Linked DNA regions of Homo sapiens: all the other regions are linked to region 1. The links are chromatin loops, found by intact Hi-C in ENCODE. Cell type or tissue: PC-3. All regions are shown on one strand.

Evidence for each region. Peaks named below come from ENCODE experiments on the same cell type or tissue, not always from the same donor. Only the 100,000 strongest peaks of a DNase experiment are listed, where the experiment ranks them.
Region 2: it touches region 1 in a loop (4-fold over the local background); 50 of 110 quality-filtered maps call a loop at or near these places.
Region 3: it touches region 1 in a loop (5-fold over the local background); 7 of 110 quality-filtered maps call a loop at or near these places.
Region 4: it touches region 1 in a loop (6-fold over the local background); 40 of 110 quality-filtered maps call a loop at or near these places.

Annotation. Positions count from the first base shown.
Region 1 is chr5:42,886,820-42,891,819 of GRCh38, forward strand. No RefSeq gene overlaps it. Among named protein-coding and RNA genes, the nearest start is that of SELENOP, 77 kb to the left of the region's middle. RefSeq lists an enhancer at 34-1,233. In PC-3, a CTCF peak has its summit at 2,692 (motif pointing left); DNase peaks (open chromatin) are centred at 492 and 2,692; H3K27ac peaks cover 1,980 bases.
Region 2 is chr5:41,854,931-41,859,930 of GRCh38, forward strand. The region is part of intron 3 of OXCT1 (3-oxoacid CoA-transferase 1); the gene reads right to left. Among named protein-coding and RNA genes, the nearest start is that of OXCT1-AS1, 13 kb to the right of the region's middle. In PC-3, a CTCF peak has its summit at 1,897 (motif pointing right); a DNase peak (open chromatin) is centred at 1,921.
Region 3 is chr5:42,654,680-42,659,679 of GRCh38, forward strand. The region is part of intron 3 of GHR (growth hormone receptor); the gene reads left to right. Among named protein-coding and RNA genes, the nearest start is that of CCDC152, 100 kb to the right of the region's middle. In PC-3, a CTCF peak has its summit at 2,176 (motif pointing left); no DNase peak of the experiment used is centred here; H3K4me3 peaks cover 432 bases.
Region 4 is chr5:42,770,469-42,775,468 of GRCh38, forward strand. All of the region lies in intron 4 of CCDC152 (coiled-coil domain containing 152), which reads left to right. Among named protein-coding and RNA genes, the nearest start is that of CCDC152, 16 kb to the left of the region's middle. In PC-3, no CTCF peak of the experiment used is centred here; a DNase peak (open chromatin) is centred at 2,433; H3K4me3 peaks cover 1,397 bases; H3K27ac peaks cover 1,837 bases.

The DNA of each region.
Region 1 (5,000 bases):
ATTTTCAGATAATAACAGGAAGTAGAAGAGACAGTCAGATGACCAGCATCAGAACAGCTCTGTAGCAAAAGGCACGTGAGAAAGGAACCATGCATATCCCAGTCTGAGTTTATCCTAGGATTTAACAAAGTGAAGAACAGAACACAGGAAAATTAGCAACATATCAGAGAGAGGGAAAAAAAAAAAAGATCAACAGAGAAATAAATAAAAACAAATTAAATCTGTGTTTAAAATTTTAAATTTGTATAAATATTTTAAGTAGTGATGCTTAGTTTCGGCATTCATTTCATATGCTGTTTCATGTTGTCCACATGAAGGTAAGTCAGATTGTTACATATCAAAATATGAGGGCACAGAATGGTGTGTCTGCTGCTGGATAGACACGGGTGAGTTGCTGGCTGCTGTCAATAGAATCACAAGAGAAAGGACAGTTGTTATAGTGTCTTTGCACAGACAGGGTGTGGCGCTCACCTGAATGGAGATTGGATTTTATGAGGCACTGACGTGGCTCCTGACGGTAAGTCAGATGTCTCACCCCAGCCTCGATGACCTCTCTCCCTCGTCATGCTCCTGCCTCTCCCTGCAGGAACTCCAGCCTCTTCTGTAATATCTAGCCCAGATCTTCCTTCTGGTTATGACTTCCTCAATGTCCTGATTTCCCACATGAAATGTCACAAAGCATTTTTTCTGATTTTTCTAATATAATATCTTTCCATAAAACAATGAATACCTCCAGGTCTAAATGTGGGCTGTGTGGCTGTGTGATACAGTAGCCCCTAGCCATATGTGGCTATTTAAATGTAAATTTATCAATATTAAACAAATTTTAAAATTTAATTCCTAGTCACAGTATCACATTTCAAGTGCTCACTATCCTGGTGGTAAAGGACTACTATATTGCACAATGCAAGTAGAGAATGTTTCTGTGAGACAAAATAGTAAATGTAAGAAGCTGTGTTTGTTCATTCTTGCCAGCAGAATTTCACATAATCCCTTGCCAGCAGAATTTCACAGAGCCCCTGACTTGGTGACTGAGCACAGCCCTCCAAAAGAATGCCTTGAAAACGATAAGAAGGGGAGAGCACAGATTCCCATATCTCCTGCCTGAATCAGTGCATTTTTTAGAAAAGATAAGTTCAATGATTCTGGTCCTTGCCTTTTTCTGTACAAAAAATAATGTACAACGGGATTAATGATTATGCCTCTGTAATCTATAACCAGATGTACCCTCACATCCAAACTTTGATGACATTTTGTTTGCTTGTAACTTCTGAGCACACGTAATGTAATTCCGAGCACATTTGATGTAACTTCTGAGCACATACTGAGCTGCCACCACCTGTATATAAGCAGTGGATTGAAACACTACTTTGGTGCAGTCTGACAGAAACTCCTTGAAAGACTCCTATGGGATTGCAATTCTCATTAAGTCCACAATTCTATTACCTCCAAAGTTCTTTTATATAGTACTGTCCTAGATTAAATGGCAGTAAATGTATGGGGTAAAAACAAACAAAAAAATTACTGAAAAAAATGATATGTTATCCTGCAAACAGTGAGGGATAAAAAGAACTGAAGATATTATCCTGAAGAATCCTGGAATATAAGAACTCGACCCAGAAACTGAGACTAGCAAATGACAAGGAATAGCGAGTGGGATAGAAAGAAAAACATAAGAATGTGACATCACAGATGCAGAGGAAAGAAGAGCTTTCAGGAAGGAAAGAGTGTGCAGTAATTTCAGTGCTGTTGAGAAGTCAAGTGAGATAATGATTGAAAGTATGCATTAGATGTAGTGATTAGGAAGAGATGTTGGTGATTTGAAGAAGAGAACCTTTTGAGGAATTGTGGGGGCATAAGCCGGACTGCAATGGGTAGAAATGTGACTGGGAAAGCGAAAAAGAAAAGGGCAAATATAGACAACTCTGCAAAAATAATAGTAATAATAATGGTTATGAAATACAGGAGAAATGGGAAAGTTGAAGAATGATACAGTCTAGGGTAATGGTTTTAATGAGAAAATATGACTACGTTACAAGTTAATACAAGAACTCTTTTTTTTTTTTTTTTTTTTTTGAGACAGAGCCTTACTCTGTTGCCCAGGCTGGAGTGTATTGGTGCAATCCTGGCTCACTGCAACCTCTGGCTCGCCTCCCGAGTAGCTGGGATTACAGGTGTGCACTACGACGTAGAGAGGGGATTTCGCCTTGTTGGCCAGGCTGGTCTTGAACTCCTGGCCTCAAGCAATCTGCCCCTGCTCAGCCTCCCAACATGCTGGTATTGCAGGTGTGAGCCACTGCACCCGACAAGTTAATATGAGAACTCTTCTAAGCAAAATGAAGTAAATCCTGTAAGCCAATATTTCACTGTAAGAATGGGAAAAGCTGGAAATTTAAAACTATCATATTTTTAGGGGATTTGGAGACCTGTAGAATCAAAGAGAACTAGATAAACTAAAATTCCAGGGGAAAGAAAACTGTTTCAAGATGAGTCAAAAATGGTCAGCCCATCCTCCCGCACCCCCTACTCCTGTCCCACATACACATAACACTTTAACAAAAAAAAAAAAGAAAGAAAGAAAATATTTTCTGAGGCTTTACTATACAAATTATCTCATAACCCATGTTTTCCTCTGGCTATGCATCCACCACCCTTACTGAGAAGATAAGGAATCCCACCTGGTCCTATGGCTCCACCTAGTGTCGCCATTGGGGAGCAATTTAACTGCCTTGAGACTAGCTACAGAGGTTGGTTGGGAATGATGTATTTGCTTTACTGTCTTGCCTTCCTCTTCTAGGAGATCATGATTAGCAGCCTTAAAGAAGAGTCTGTGATTAATTAGACCTGAACCTCTCCTCACAGGAAACGAGTGAGAACATTTTCATTCCAAAGGGATAAAAAGGAATCCCATATTGTGACTTGGGAGCTGGATATATAGGTAGCATATGAGAGGATCTGCATGGGAAAGGGGGTGAACTGCTTTGAGACGCAAACTTATGCATCTTTTCAATAACTTTTCTTTCTCCCTCTTGATTTAATGCTACTTTTGGTCTTGGGTGGAAAATTTCCCCACTAAGTATGGGAGCTGATGTCCAGAAAGGTCAGGAGACTGAATGTGACAATCCAGAAGGGCAGGAGTTAGCTCCTCCAAGGGTAAAATATGACCAGTGAAGAACAAGGACCAAGCAAATAAGTGACTTCTTTTTTTCTTCAGCAAGCCGTCCAAGGTATGGCTTTTCCTTACAATCCAGCTGGAGAAGCCCTGCACCAAGTAGCCACCTGCTGACTTCTTGGCTTGTGAAGGCAGAGGCAGCACAATGGCACCCATCACATCACACTGCTTAGTATCTTCCCTTCCCTCACCTCCGTCCCTCCTTTCCAATAACTGACCTGAGTGTGCACAACCCAAATGAGCCGCTGGCATCTTAATCCTAGCTTCAGCCTCTGCTTTCTAGAGAACCTGCCTAAAACACTCTCTCTCTATATATATATATACACACATATCTATATCTATAGATATATACATATGTATGTGTATACACATAGATATAGATATATATTTAGACAGAGTCTTGCTCTGTCACTCAAACTGGAATGTAGTGGTGCCATCATAGTTCACTGCAGCCTTGAACTCCTGGGTTCCAGCAACCCTCCTGCATCAGTCCCCTGTGTAGCTAAGACTACAGGGGCACGCCACCACACCTGGCTAATTTTTTTTTAATATATTTCTTAAAGAAACAGGGACTTGCTCTGTTGCCTAGAGTGGTCTCAAACTCCTAGCCTTAAAAAAATTCTCCTGCCTCAGCCTCCCAAAGTGTTATGATTACAGGCATTCAATGCACCCGGCCTATCTCTCTCTCTCTCTTTTTAAAAAATCTATAATAGTCTCCCCTCCACTTTTTCCTTAAAATGTATTTGTTAAAGAAATTCTGTTGTAAGTTTGACACTCTAGGTTTGACTAATTACATCCCCAGGGTGTAATTCTCTTGGCTGGTAGTTACAAGTGAAGCTAGATCAAATTGAAGTCTGAGCTTTTTTGGCAATAATACTTTTTAGATTGAGCCGGAGACTCATATTGTGTCATTTTATTGTCTGGTTGTCTCCACTTAGTGGTTTTAAAAGTGTCAGCCCAATCCATTTATTATAAAGTTCCCCATCAGATTATCACCTGATGATTTCAGGAGCCATTGAAGGACATTATCTAGATTCATTACTTCATTGGGGATTACAAACGGTGATATTATGATTTTCTCATTCCTTTATTAGATAGACTTCTTATAAAAGGAAGGACATTTTCTTATCAACTATTTGTTTATCCTGAAATATAGTTGTGCAAGAAAATCAGGATAAATATTTAATGTTTTCTTTTATTTACCAGTTTCCCAATAATTCTTTTGTGTTCTAAAAACTTTCCATGTGTACAATGAGTTATTTTGTAGTATCATTATGGATTTTCACATATTTAATATGTTTCCAATCATTTTCAGCTATATGGAGGAAGCAGCAGAGAAGGGCAAATTTTAAAAAGTGGAAGAAAACTGGTATGCATATTTTCAACCAAGTGAAAACGTCAAGGAGGTTAAAGTAATCAACTGGGTCAAATGCTGCTGAGAGGTCAAATAAGGTAAGATGAGGACTTGAAGCTGGTGACCATACATTTAAAGTGAGGTCAGTGGGTATGGTGGGATGAGTTTTTTGTTGTTGTTGTTGTTGTTGTATTTTTTTGTTTGTTTGTTTGTTTTTTTCTTTCTTTTTTTTTTTTTTTTGAGACAGAGTCTTACTTTGTCGCCCAGGCTGGAGTACAGTGGCATGATCTTGGCTCACTGCAACCTCCACCTCCTGGATTCAAGTGATTCTCCTGCCTCAGCCTCCCAAATAGCTGGGATTACAGGTGTGCACCACCATGCCCAACTATTTTGTATTTTTAGTAGAGACAGCGTTTCACCATTTTATTTCAGTGCTCCGAAATTATCCTAGCCTGCATGCAAGAATGAGTAAAG
Region 2 (5,000 bases), 1.0 Mb before region 1:
ATAACCAACAGAAATGCATACTTAGGTTCATCACAAGACATGTGCAAGAAAATTCATAGCAGCACTGTTCATTATGGCCAAAATTGGAGCCTCCCAAATGCTCATCAGCAAAATAGATAATTGTGGCATACTACATAATGAAGTGGGGTATAGCAGTGAGAATGACTCATCTATAACCATCAGTAACAATGGTTGAATCTCACAGAATAATGTTGAGCTAAAGCCAGACACAAGATTATACTCTGAAATATTCCTTTAATATGATGTTCAAAATCAGACAAAACAAATCTATGAGAATCAAAAGTAAGGCTAACGATTAATATTGGTAGTGGGAGAAGAGAACAGCGACTGGAAGGAGCAGGAAGAGGGCTTCCTGGGGTACTGGTCATGTTCCATTTATCTATCTGGGCATTGATGACATGGGTGTGCAGCTTGTAAAACTCCATCAAACTGTATTTATGAGATGTTCACTTTTCTATATTACTCCATACTATGCTTCAAGAAAGCCTTTTAAGAGACAGAAATGTAGTGATAAGGACCAGAGTGCTTCCTAGAAACAGAAGTTTTTATTTACAATCTCTCCCTCCTAATTCCTTTAGTGCTCTGATGGTTCCTTCCCTACAGAGCTTGTGTCATCTACACAGTTCATTCATCTGAAACTCCGTTACTGAGTGCTTATTCTACCACAGGTTTGTTAATTCATCTAAAACTCCCTTACTGAGTGCTTATTCTATCCCTGTGTCAGGCTCTGGAGCTACAATCATGAATAAGACCTGGTCCTGGGCAGCTTTGAAACTGAGAAAATAAACACGTAACCTATAATTACAACAGAGGGAGAGACATGCTAAGGGAATTAGGCACAAATTGTGATAATTCTGAAAATGGAGAACCCAACTTTTGGGGAGGAGAAAGATAGCAGAAAAAATCTTACAGGAGGTGGCACTTACACAGACATAGGAAAAAAGAAAACATCTCGAGAACAGTGTGTGGGGTGGAGGTGTAGAGAAAAACAGACAGATAGACAGCTTTGCAAAGATGCACTCAGGAAACTACATGTTCAGTGTTCCTGGAGTATGGACTGAGGGCAACAGCATGTGGGAGGGGAGAAGGCAGGACCAGTTGTGATCAGCCTTGTGGGATTTCATCCTGAAAGACAGGAAGTCCCTGTAAAAAGTTTTAAGCGGAAATATAACAGTATGATTAGCTGGAAAGCTTGAAAGATGAAAGGCCGGGATATCAATGAAGAGGCTCGAAGTAGTCCAAACAACCAACAGTGAGAGTCTGAGCAGTGGGAATGGGAATGGAGAAGGGAGAAATCAAGAGGGTCTTTGGGGGAAATAATTCATAAGACTTGTTGCCCATCCTGATGAAGCTGCAGACCCACTCCAGAATTCTGGCTTTGGTGATGGAATATAAAGAAAGTTGGTTGGGGGAAATTAACAAGCACTAGTGACGCCTACTTACTTGATCTGGAAAGGTGTTAAGTATGTGACAAACCACTGACATTTCTCCTGATGCCACCTGTTCTCCCAACTTCATTCCACTCTCCACTCTCATACTCCTCACACCGACAAGTGACCACTCCAGCTCAGCTGATTCCTTCCCAATTCTCAGAATTTCATTTCCAAACCTCTTTCCTACCCCCGGCACTCCTGACACAATGAACACTTCAAAGTGTCTAGGTAACAGGTAACTGTCAACCTCCTACTCAACGTGTTTTGCACCCCTAGCCTTCAAATGCTGAATCTGATAAGATTTCCCATCCACCATGGGTAGAAAAGAAATAGCTGCATGACTTACTCTCACTTGGTTCAAAAGAAAACTAATGCCTAAGTAACATAAGCATTTTCAAGAGTGTACTTTTGAGCTAGAATGCCCGGCAAGTTAAGAATACATTTGTCCACTAGAGGTCACCAGAGGCCTAAGGATTCCGTTGTTCAAGGGCTGTCTTCCCATTACTCTCAATGCACACAATGCCTTCTGAGTTTTTAACCTACTCCTAGTACCTGGCTAGGTCCCCACAATTCTATTCCCCCAAATTCAACTCCACTGCAGCCTTCCCATCTCACCTCATGGCAGGCTCACCTTACAGATCCTCAGCCCAAAACTAACGCAGCGATCTTTGACTTCTCTCACAAACTCCACATTGAATCTATCAGGAAATCCTGATTCCCCCTTCAAAGCCTATTCAAAATCTGGCCATTTCTCACTCTCTCCTTGGTACTCTGCACTATCTTGCCAGGGTACTGCAAACCCTCCCTGCTTCCCCTCCCACACAACATGGCAGCCAAAGCAAGCCATATAAAATGTAAGTCAGAACATATCACTGCTCTTGCTCACACCCTTGTGATGGTACTTTCATTCAGAGTAAAATTAAAGGTCTCCGGAGTGGCCTGCAAGGTCCCATGTGATCAGTTGCCCTTTGATGTCCCCAACCTCACTCCACCCATTCTCCTTTTGGCTCACTTCTCTTCCTCTCCTGGCCTCACCATCCCTCCAACATCTGGACCTCAGATGGCTGCCCTGTAGACTAAATTGAGGGGTCCCCTTGCCCTCTGGCTTCTGATTGGGTTCAGCCACTCTGACCGGGTTCACCCAATGGGAGGCACCATCAAGAGGATGTGGGTGAGGGGAAAATGTTGGGATTTATATTCCTCTGGCTCTCTCCCTGAGAAGTTACAGCCTATTGGATAACCCCCTCCATAAAGCTTTCTTCCAGGTCCTAGTAACAGCTCCCTGCCTTCACTCCTTCAGACCTGGGGCTGGTAACAGCACCCCTCCAATACAAATTCCAGTGTTCTTTATTACTCATTTTTCCCTCATCCCTGACCATTCCACTGAAAAGGCTCCCTTTGGTAAACTCCTCAACCACTCAGAAAATTCAATTACGTTTGATATCATCTACAGCCCAGACTAATAAAGTTGTAATAAAATAATTCATGAAGGTAGATATGATCCATTTTACTTTCTGTAGTTTAAAATATCTGAAACTCCTACAGGCCCATAGTAAAGCCAGAATATAGTTGGACACTGATTGACTTGGGAATTTTTCTAACTACTGTCTTCTGGATCTCTTTGGCTTTTCAACCCATTACCCATTTTAAGTTGGCTCTATTTGGAGATCACATCTCTTTATTCATTTGTTAGCTCTGAGAATCATTGTTTATATGGGCTTTGCTTTGTTTTTAGACTAGTATCCTGGCATAGCAATCAAGCAGTGCATAAGACGCTAGCCCCAGGTGCACTACCTGACCAGTTCTTCAGGTCTTGAAAATGCTGTCAGCTTACAATGAGAGTGTTTCTTGCCACATACTTTACAACCCAAATTTGGCAAGTGTATATCTTACCTATTATCAGACATTGATGATAAAAAATTAGTAAGACAAGTCCCTTACCTATAAAGGCTTACAAGATAAAGAAAAATAGATGTGATCTTTTGCAAATGGGGAACATATCATTTCTAATAGAGACATGTATATTAAACCATCTTATAGCTCTTTAATACTAAAGACAATGCTGATAAGACCTTCAAAAAGATGGGTGCTTTCCTTTAGTAGCCAACATTTTTTAGCATACTAAAGAGAGATGTGATCTTTTTCCTGCATCATAACAAACCTGGGTTTCAAACATTTTGGTGACTAGAAAAAGTCTAAGGCCAAGAATTCATTAATGAGACACATTATTATAAAGCAAAAAGATACCGCATCAGAGACAATGTTCTGGAAATATTTCCATGCTCTGAATCTGAAATTTAATTTGCTGATTTTCTGAAATCTCATTAATTGGCAATTCTTGTCAAAATAAGATAAACAAAAATAAAGTTGGGATCACTTACCAAGTTGTATTTCTTTTGTTTACTTTTCATTTTAGACATACTTAAATCTGGATTAGATAATTATATTTAATATATCAAGAGTACCAAAAACAAAATGCTTCATTTAAATATAAGGCTAATTTATGACATACAGTAATTTCCCCATCCCCCACCCAATCTGCAGTTTCATTTTCTATGTGGTTTCAATTACCCAGTCAACTGCAGTCCACAAATATTAAATGGAAAATTCCAGACATATAAAATTCATAAGTTTTAAGTTTTGCACCATTCTGAGTAACGAGATGAGCTATCATCATCCTACTCCATCCTGCCCGGGGTGTGAATCCTCCCTTTGTCCAGCACATCTACACTGTATATACTACTCTCCTGTTCTTCACTTAGTAGCCATGATGGTGATCAGATAGATTGCTGCAGTCTTTGCTGTGCTTGTGTTCAAGTAGTCCTTATCTTACTTAATAATGGCCCCAAAACACAAGAGTAGTGGTGCAGGCAACTTGGATATGCCAGAAAGAGGTCATAAAGTGCTTCCTTTAAGTGAAAGATCTAAGTAAGAATGAATCTTTTATCCATTAAATTTCAAAGAAAGAGAAAAATATCTGCTAGTTTTGCTGTCATATCTCAAACTGCAAAAGTTATAGCCACAGAGCATAATAAGAGCTTAGTTAAGATGGAAAAGACATTAAATTTGTGGGTGGAAGACAAACAGAAATACATTCCCATTGACAGCAATTGGGTTGAGTATTAGCCATGATTTCAGAACACAGGCCCCTCGAATAAGGGAGGACTTCTGTAGTTACATGAGACAAATGAAATCTTTCATGAGCTGAGCACAGAAGTTCAAGTATACATCCCAGGAATTGGTTAGCCCTTCCCAGACAAAATAACTAAATCCTAGGGAATGTCCATAATCAGCTCATGGCCTACATCTGATTATTAACTCCTTCAGAGCTGCAGCTTCCTCAACAAAGAACAAGGGCACAGCAGAGGGGTCACTGCCTTTATCTTGAGGTTCAAAGTCATTGGTACACAACCAGACATTTTAGAGTGATAGACTGACCATTGGGCTCTCAAAAAACTATTATACCTGACTAGTATAGTAATATATATATATATATATATATGTAATATATATATATATATATACACACACACACACACAAGTAAT
Region 3 (5,000 bases), 230 kb before region 1:
GCTTGTCCCAGAGTTTGACTCAGTAGCCTGAGGTGGAGTTCAGGGGCTTGATGTTAAAAACAAGCTACCCCAGTGGTTTTGCTGCAGGTGGACCAGACTCCCAAGACCACATTTTGCAAGCACTGGCATTTAGGAAGAGCACGTACCTACTCTAGCAGAGTTTATGCAGACTATGATTGCAGCCTAGTTTGTGCAGACTATTGATTGCAGCCACTTGGCAAGGCTCTATAAGAAAAAGCGAGCCAACATGTAAGTAAATTATCATGGCCTTGAAACTCCTCATCTGAAAGGGTTTCCTCTCATCCCCTCATCCCCTTGTGTCTGCCCCTGAATGCCAGACTATCTTCTCCAGCCCCAAGTCAACCTCTCATTTTTAAGCCATTCCTCATTCTCCTATATAGTCCAAAATAGCGAATACATTTTTAGGAATTCTCTTGCTTTATGGACGTTCATCCAAAAATATTTCATTATGAGAATAAGTGCTTAGCTTATCCTGTAGTGTCTTTCTGCTCTAATATTTGGGCCCTTCCTTTCCACATAGTTGCATTTTCTTTGACGGGCAGATGCTGCTCCTTTAATATTTTTCACACCTTTGTGCTTCTAACAGAGCAATTATTTCAGGATGAGGGCACTTGGAGAGCTGTAAGAGGATAAGGAGCCCAGGGCTCTGCCTTGGATTTGTGTACCTAAATGTTACCTAATTAGATAAACCTGAGGAAGATGTGGAAGCAAAGTAGAATGGAACAGAAAGTGTTTGAATAATAAGAATTTGGACATTGCTGCTCCGTGGTGACATTGGCAGACTCTAAGCCTCTTGCCTCATTTTATTCATTCATGTATGACGGGGTTATGCTCAGTCATAAGTCACTAAAATTTGTATTCTACATCCCATTAGTAAAGTAATTTTTGAACACATGATACATATGTTTACATATTTGTAAGTTATATATATGTACAAGGTTCTAATATATTCTGTTCATTGTCAAACATAAAATATATATAAATTTGGTTTAATATAAAATATAAAATTGGCATTAGTAGACACTGTCTACCGAAATGAGACACTGTCTCATTTCTGAAAAAAGCACAATGTATACTAAGTTAAAGGTTCATTCTTAACAGCAGTAGGAGTAGATCTTTATTTCAAATAGTCTTTGGGATAATTTCCTATTTTGGAAGACAGCTTATCAGATTTGGTTAGAGTTGATGAAAGCTTATTCTAGGGTTAAGAAAAGTATTAGCCCAGCCATTTTCTTATTGTTGATTTGGGCTTGCATAATTAGTTTTACCTTCAGTATGAAGTTTCTTTACATGAATCTTTTTAACTCACTTATTTGTTATACAATTATTAGTTAAATCAATTTTAAATCAGTATAATCTATCCACAAAATCAGTCATACAGAACCTGCAAAAAACATGTTCTAACATGTTACATGAAGAGGTAACTAAAGATACTACAAACAACCCCTCTGAACGGTAACACTCCCACTCTTCCTGCAAAATTCCTCTCATAGCAAATGCAACATGTGACTCAGACACAGGCTGACTGAAGGCTTTATGCAACTCTTACATGCTCAATATTAGAAAACTTTCATTTGTTTCCTATTTTATATAAACAACACATATAAATAAACATTTTAGTATCTTCTCATTACCCAGTGGATTGTCTTGCATGGTCCATTTTGAAGACAGTAAACTGTAGCCTCTATTTTTATTTAATTTCAAATACCTGTTTGCCAATATTCACAGCCAGCTCTTGTTAATGTTCTTTTCTGTCCTGTGAATCCTGATGTCGTATCTTGCAACATCACCTCTAAAGCCTATCTTTGCACTCCTGTCCATCCCCCATTCTCTATTATTATGCTGCCTCTGATGGCCAGAGAAAAAAATCTTGAAAATATATATTGTATTGCCCTACCTGGCGAGGAATCAGCAGTTATACAATTCAAAGTTGCAGCAATTCACCACATTGTTTAGCACCCTACTATGTGTAAGGAGGAAGCTTGATTTAAAAAATATATACAATCATGCCTTCTTCAAGAATGTTTTGGAGCATGCAAGAGCTTAATGCTCATGGACATTTACTTTATTCCAGCAAATTTAGACCCAATCTCTGTGTAGTTTCATTTTGTTTTCCATTTCCTGATTAACTGACTATATATCTAGCTACTTATTTGCTGCCATCTAGTGTAATAAAGTATGTTGATTATACAAGGAATTTTGAGCCCATTATGTAGTTGAATATCAGTACTCAAAATGATTCTTTTTTTCTGGTTTCTTATAAGTTTACAAAATGCCTAGTCAGGGACCTTTCTTATCACTGTAACCCTGAACATGGTCTTAATCTTGTGTCATAGAATCTAGGGCTCAGGATCAACCTTCGTTCATTTTCTATAAATGTGACATTTGGAAACTGGGTAGGGGCTTAGCAGTTGGTGGATATGAAGTAAATATATAAGAGTAATCATTAAGAGATCATCTCAGTTTAGTGACCATGATTTTTTCCTCATGGAGGCAGCAAAACACAGCATGGATTCTTACCAGTAGTGTGACCATGGGCAATTTATTTCTCTCTTGGAGGCATCATTTTCTTCATATCTAAAATGAAATGGTAGGTCCAGGTGACTGTTAAGGTCTCTTCTAGCTCTAAGAGTCTGTGTCTACATATAAATGATTTTCTCTGCCAAAGTAGTGTTTTTAGAGTCCTTTTTAATGCCAGAAATGAATACGGCTTCTCTAGTTCTTCTAAGTGGCCATCTATCCTTTGGTGATGGTTAGAAGTAAGCAGAGATCCTGGCTAGAAAGAGAGAGAGGAAAATGTGGACCATGATTTTATTCCTTTTATTCTTGAGAGTTGTCCAATGGGATATTGTCCACTAGTGGATAAGTAGATACTTGCCAATATGCACCTGACCTCTTCTCTTCACTCATAATGGGAATTTAGAAGTATAATACCTGTTATAATCAACTTCCTAATCTCTATCCCTTTTTTGTCACTCTATTTCCTACTGTAACTTCTCTATGAAGTACTATAAGTCTACAGTAACATACTGGTGTTTCCCTTTCCTTATGAAGTTTTATATAGCTACTCCAGTATATCCTAAAATGTTCCTTTTTCTTGCTTTTATAGTGGAGTCTTGCTTGTTGGCCAGGCTGGCCTCAAACTCCTGAGCTCAAGTGATCCTCCCACCTAATAGTAGCTGGGTATTCTTCTGAGTAGGTGGTCCTAAAATGTTTTATTTTCAGCTTATTTCATAGGTATAAGTCTTATTTTCCCAACCAGGCTGAAAACTTTTCAGAATCAGGACTTGTCTTTAGTTTCTCATTTTTTATGAGGGGATGTGGCATTATTGCTTAGGGAATTCAGATATTTCTGATAATAAAGATGCTTTTCTGTTTGTTCATATAAATTAGGGTAAAAGAGGAAGTACAAAACTATCTCAAATCAAGTACAGGACTCTTAATTATTACTAGCTATCTAACAGCTCATAGAAACCGATAAGTTTCTGAACCTAATGCCAAAAAAAAGCAACCTTACCATAAAAAGAAAATCCAAATAAAACTGAAAGAGGCAGTGGGCAGTGCTACCTATGGGAAGAAAACTTTGAAGTGGGAAAAATCTGGATTCACATCCCAGCTTTGCTACTTATTACCTTTGTGTTTTGGCTAAAAATTATCTAACTTTCCTGAAGTTAAGTTTCCTTCTCTGTAAAATGAGGGTTATAATAATATATACAGCATACTCCACAGAAGAGTTGTGAAGATGGAATGAGAAAGCAAATGGCAAAAACTTAGCACAAAGTAGGAGCTCAATCAATCATGGTTAAAAAGAACTTTTATCCATTGTTATTTTTGCTTATATACAGTAAGAATTATCCAATGCAAATGTAATCAGAGCATCTGCAATTGAGCTTTATAAAGTGAATTATAATTCTCATACCATAGTGGTTCTCATCAAGGGTGATTTTTTTCCCCCCAGGGGACATTTGGCAATGTCTAGAGACATTTTACTTGTCACACTGGAAAAGAGGGGGTGCTACTGGCATCTAGTAGGTAGAGAGTAGGAATGATGATAAGCATTCTCTAATGCACAGGACAGCATTCCACAGCAACAAATGATCTGATCCAAAATACCAATAGTGTGGAAGTTGAGAAACCCTACCATAAAGCCTAGGGAGTCCATTACTTCTGACCTAAATTTGTTTTATATTTAAGAGTGGATGTGGATTAAAAGTAGCTTCCATTTTGGTAGGTTATGAAGAGAGTTGTCTAATCTGTGCTTTAGATTCTAATTTTGAGGCATATTTTTAGGCTAAGGCATTGCAATATATAAGGCTTTCTAAGTTTCAGACATTTTCTTGGAGGTCAACAAATGAAGGCTTGGGGATCTATTAACCCACTAGAGTAGTGTAATAATGGTGGTGGTTGTTTATTGAAGACTAACCAAGTGCCAAGTACTCTATAATAATCTGATTTATTTTTCAGCAACTGTATAAGCAGGTATTTTGCTCTCATTTTACACAGGGGAAAACTGGAGCTTAGAGAACTTATGTAACATTACTAGCAAGTTGCACAGCTGGGATTCAAACTGAAATCCAGCTAGCTTCAAAGACTGTGTTCTTTCTGCTGCTGCATACTACCCCTACCTACCAAGGCTCTGAGATTAGAAAGCAGGATGGGTGTGTTTTAAAGGAAATAAGGTAGGAAAGTTTTCAAATATTAGAAACTCTGCACAAGAAGATTAGGTCAAGTTTCCCACTGAGGGGCCCTTGAGTATCTATGAACTCGATGAAAACTCTGAGCTTCTCAGGAAGGTAGACCAAAGGGAAAGGATTCATCAAAATGGATGTTAGCACTATGCCATGTGTATTACTCCATCCTCACACGGCCAAAAGGACATACCTGAGACTGGGTAATTTGTAAGGAAAAAGAGGTTTAAAAAAGTTCTCTTCGATGGCCAAATAGGAACAGCTCCGGTCTACAGCTCCCAGCGTGAGCGA
Region 4 (5,000 bases), 120 kb before region 1:
TTCTCTATTCTGTTCCATAATCTACATGTCTTTTTTTTTTTAACAGTGCTGTACTGTTCTGATTATTGTAGCTCTATAATATATTTTGAAATTAGGTAGTGCAGTGGCTCCAGGTTTGTTCTTTTTACTCAAGATTGCTTGGGCTATTTGAGGTCTTTTGTGTTTCCATATGGATTTTAAGATTGTTTTGTCTACTTCTGTAAAGAATGTCATTGGCATTTTGATAGCGATTGCATTAAATATGCAGATCATTTTAGATAGTATGGACATTTTAATAATATTCTTCTAATCTATTTATCTGTGTCTTCTTTCATTTCCTTCATCAATGTTTTATTACTTTCAGTGTACAAGATTCTCACCTTCTTTGGTGTACAAGATTCTCACCTTCTTTGGTTAATTCTTAAGTATTTTTATTGCCATTATGTATAGGATTGTTTCTTAATTTCCTTTCCAGATATTTTGTAATTTGTATATAGAAATGTGATCGATTTTTATATGTTGATTTTGTATACTGCAACTTTACTGAATCTGTTTATTAGTTCTAATAGGTTTTCTAAGTATATAGTCATGTCATCTGCGAATATGGATAATTTTCTTCTGTTCTGATTTGGATGCCCTTTATGTCTTTCTCTTTCCTAATTGCTCTAAGATTTCCAACACTATGTTGAAAAGAAGAGGCAAAAATGCTAAACACACTCCTGAACAATCATTGAGTCAAAGAATAAACCAAAGGAATTTTTAAAGTATCTGAGACAAATGAAAACACAACATACCAAAACCTATAGGATACAGCAGAAGACATTTTAATGGGGAAGTTTATGGCTGTAAAGCCTAAATTTAAAAGGAAAAAATATATATATATCCAATAAGTAATCTATCTTTACACCTCAAGGAACTAGAAAAAGAACAACAAATTAAGCCCAAAGGTACTCAAAGGAAAGAAATAATGAAGATTATAGGATAAATCAATCAAATAGAAAATAAAAAACAACAGAAAATTTAACAAAACTAGGAGTTTGTTTTTTTTGAAAAAATAAACTAAATTGACAAATGCTTGGCTACACTGAAAAAAAAAGAAAGATGTCAATATATAAAAGCAGAAATGAAAGAGAAGACGATACAACTGAAATCCTAGGGGGCGTGAGGAGGATAATAAGGGACTATTAAGAGCAACTATATGCCACCAAACTGGATAACCTAGAAGAAATAGTCAAATACCTAAGAATATACAACCTGCCAAAACTGAGTCAGAAATAGTCGGAACACACCAATGACAAATAAGGAGATTGAGTAAATAATCAAAAATCTCCCACCAAAGAAAAGCCCAGGATGAGGTGGCTTCATGGGAATTCTATTAAACACTCAAAGAAAAAGTAATACCGCTTTTTCTTAAACTCTTTCAAAAAATAAAAGCAAAGGGAACACTTCCAAACTCATCCTATGAGGCCAGCATCACCCGGACACCAAAATCAGACAAAGACACTGCAAGGAAAGAAAATTACATCCCAATATCCCTGATAAACACAGACTCAAAAATCTTCAATAAAATACTATCAAATAAAATTCAACAGCCCATTAAAAAGATCATATATCCTAACCAAGTGGGATTTATCCCTGGGATGCAAGTATGGTTCTGTATACACAGATCAATCAATGTGATACACCATGTGTTTTCTATTTATTATCAAAATGAATAGAAAAAAACACATGAACACCTCAATAGATACAGAAAAAACATTTGACAAAATTCAACATCCACTCATGATTAAAACTCTCATGAAATAGGCATAGATAGAGAAGATAATAGGCATGGAAGGATCTTGCCTTAACACAATAAAGGCCATAGATGAAAAGCTCACAGCTAACATCATAATCAATGGGAGAAAACAGAAAACTTTCTCTTTAAGATCCAGTACAAGGCAAGTACAAGTTTTAAAATAGCCTTTCTTGGCCGGGCGCTGTGGCTCACGCCTGTAATCCATATCCTGGCCAACATGGTGAAACCCCGCCTCTACTAAAAAAAAATACAAAAATTTGCTGGGCGTGGTGGCACATGCCTGTAATCCCAGCTACTCGAGAGGCTAAGGCAGGAAAATCACTTGAACCAGGGAGTTGGAGGTTGCAGTGAGCCGAGATCGCACCGCTGCACTCCAGCCTGGCTGCAGAACGAGACTCCGTCTCAAAAAAAAAAAAAAAAATAGCCATTCTTAAAAATGAATATTGTATGATGTCTCTTGCAAATAAATGATGACTCATTGAGTTCACTTTCCCAATGCTTTTACAAGCCTTGATTGAGCAAGGTAATAGATAAGAACTATCTATATTTGACCATTTTCATCCAATTGATTGCCAAGATAGTATGATTAATCTGCTTATTTAAGCTACCCAGTGGTTTCCTTTCCAATAGCTCTTTTCTCTCCTTAACAGGAAACGGTTTTTCTTTTTCAGACATTCACCCTTCATTCACTTAACCATATGCCTCAGGGGAAGCTGATCGCATCCAAGCTCCAAGGGAGTTCTTTTGGAATAATTTTCCTCTCTCCCAAGAGATGGACTATGTTCTTCTGGTTGTTATAAGACTGTATATAATGCCTAAAATTGTTTCAGATTTCTTGTTTCTAGTCTAAAAATCATGCCAGCAGGATGATTTTGGAGGATAGCAAGAAAAGTAAACTAAAAGGATCTGGTTTTTTGGTAACATTATTGAGCTGATTAATCAATTACCCTTTGGGTTTAAGAGACTTTTCAGTTACAATGAGAGAAATGCTACCTTCCTTTAGTCTTATCAATGAATCTTTTCAGTAGGGACTTATGGATTATGTAAAAGATAATTCAATGAGATGTAGAAAAAAATTGCAATTCTTATTTATCTTTATTTTCATCTGAAAATTCAAAGCCAGTCATCTTACAAAAATTTAATAACTGGGATAATATTCCTTTTTCTATCTATAAGTTAATTATATGTCACGCATGATACACAAGGTTCTTTCTCTGAGGAGAATGGGAGTTCTAAAACTGAACAATTGCATGTTTACTTTTTCCCCTAGTTTCAGTGTATGGCCATGTAGTACAGTTTATATGTTTCTGGATAAGAGGATTGATAGATAAAATTAGCTAGTTCTAATCAAACTAATCCTTTCAAAATGGACAAGTAGTTTTAAAAAATAAAACATATATTGAGGACAATAATAATTACAATAATGCAAGCACAAGCCAACAATAAGAAAGTATCAGAGCTGTCACTTCTCCTACCCCCATACAAGCTCTTTATCAGGCATATTAAGTTAAAAAGTAGTGAAAGTCTGTTAGACTTGAAAAAATGTCAGCCAACAGTGGCCAATTAACTGATTTTGGAAAATTAATTTATGGAAAAACCATTGTATCTTTAGAAATGGTTCCACCATTAAGCAACTTCAGGGCTGAAAATGTGTCCCTTTTAAGTATTCTCACTTGCACATAAAACTTGGAAATAGAATTCTAACTTTAATGAAAATCCTTCAAACGTACCTCATCTTTCTGGTAAAACATATAAGGATCTCAGAAGTTGTCACGCCCTGCTAACAACAAGTAAAACATTGAGCAAACTGAAAAATCAACAATTCTTAGACTTTTGATCAGAGAACTGAGGTCGCAGGACAAACTGATGCATCTAAAATTGGAGACAGGGAGGCAGACTCAGAGAATCACAACTTAACAAGAGCAGAAACCTCCCTGTTTGTCAGGCTAGGAAACCCTAAAATGTAATTTTGATGAATTGCAGATGGCTCATTGTAGTCAAATCTAAGAGATTAAAAATTTCAGGGGACCCAATCCCATAGGAGAGCCCCTATAGTTTTGTAAGTTTTACCTGTGAGAGCTCTACTAAGATCTCACAGTTAAGATATGAGAAAAATTCCCTCATGTTGTTGGCTGGAGGAGAAGAAAAGTAACCATTTTGAAATAATCCACAGCTTCTGTTCTTAACAAAGCCTGACTTGAAAGAAGCTATTTTATCTGAGCCTAAACTACTGGGGTTTTAGCCGAGGATAAGCTGCCTTAGGGGAGGAAAATATCCTATTTCAGCTCCCCCTAGCCTTCCCAACTCTAGCCCATTCTAGCCATCCCATCTCACCAAAGGGGAGAGGGACTAAGAAGCATGTGGGTAACTCACAGTCCAAAGACACAGGCTTACTGAAAGACTGAGACCTAATCATAGGACTATAGAATACTTCTCCTTCTGCAACACCTTAGGCGTTTTTACTGGTACTTGGTCTTGAGCTTTGTACAAAAAATTACAAGGCACACTAAAAGAAAAAAAATAGGCAGTTTGAAGAGACAGAGAAAGCATCAAAACCAGACACAGAAATGGCAGGGATATTGGAATTATTAGACCAGAAATTTTAAAAAACTACAGTTAATATGCTAAAGGCTCTAAACAGTGTAACACAAATGAAGAATGCCTTTGTTGGACTCATTAGTAGACTAGACATAGCCTAATGAAAATAATTTCTCAGTTTCAGGAAAGATTCTCTGAGCTTGAGAATATGTCAATAGAAACTTCCGAAACTGAAATTTCAGAAAAAAAAAAAAGACTAGGAAAAAAGTAACAAAATATTCAAAAACAGTGTAATAACTACGAAAGCTGTAACAAACACTTAATGGGAATATCAGAAGAAAAATAAAGAAAGAAAGGAACAGAAGAAACATCAGAAGCAATAATGACTGAGAATTTCCCCTAATTAATATCAGATACCAAACCACAGATCCAGGAAGCTCAGTGAACACCAAGCAGGGTAAATGCTCAAAAAACTACCCATAGGCATGTCATATTCAAACTGTAGAAAATAAAAAACAAAGAAAAAATTTTGAAACAAGTGAGGAAAATTATTTACCTATAGAGGACCAAAGATAGGAATTATACCCAGCTTCTTCTCAGGAACCATGCAAACAGTAAAGGAGTAGAGTGAAATATTTTAAAGTGCTGAGAGAGATAGAATAAAACACCAACCAATAATTCTGCA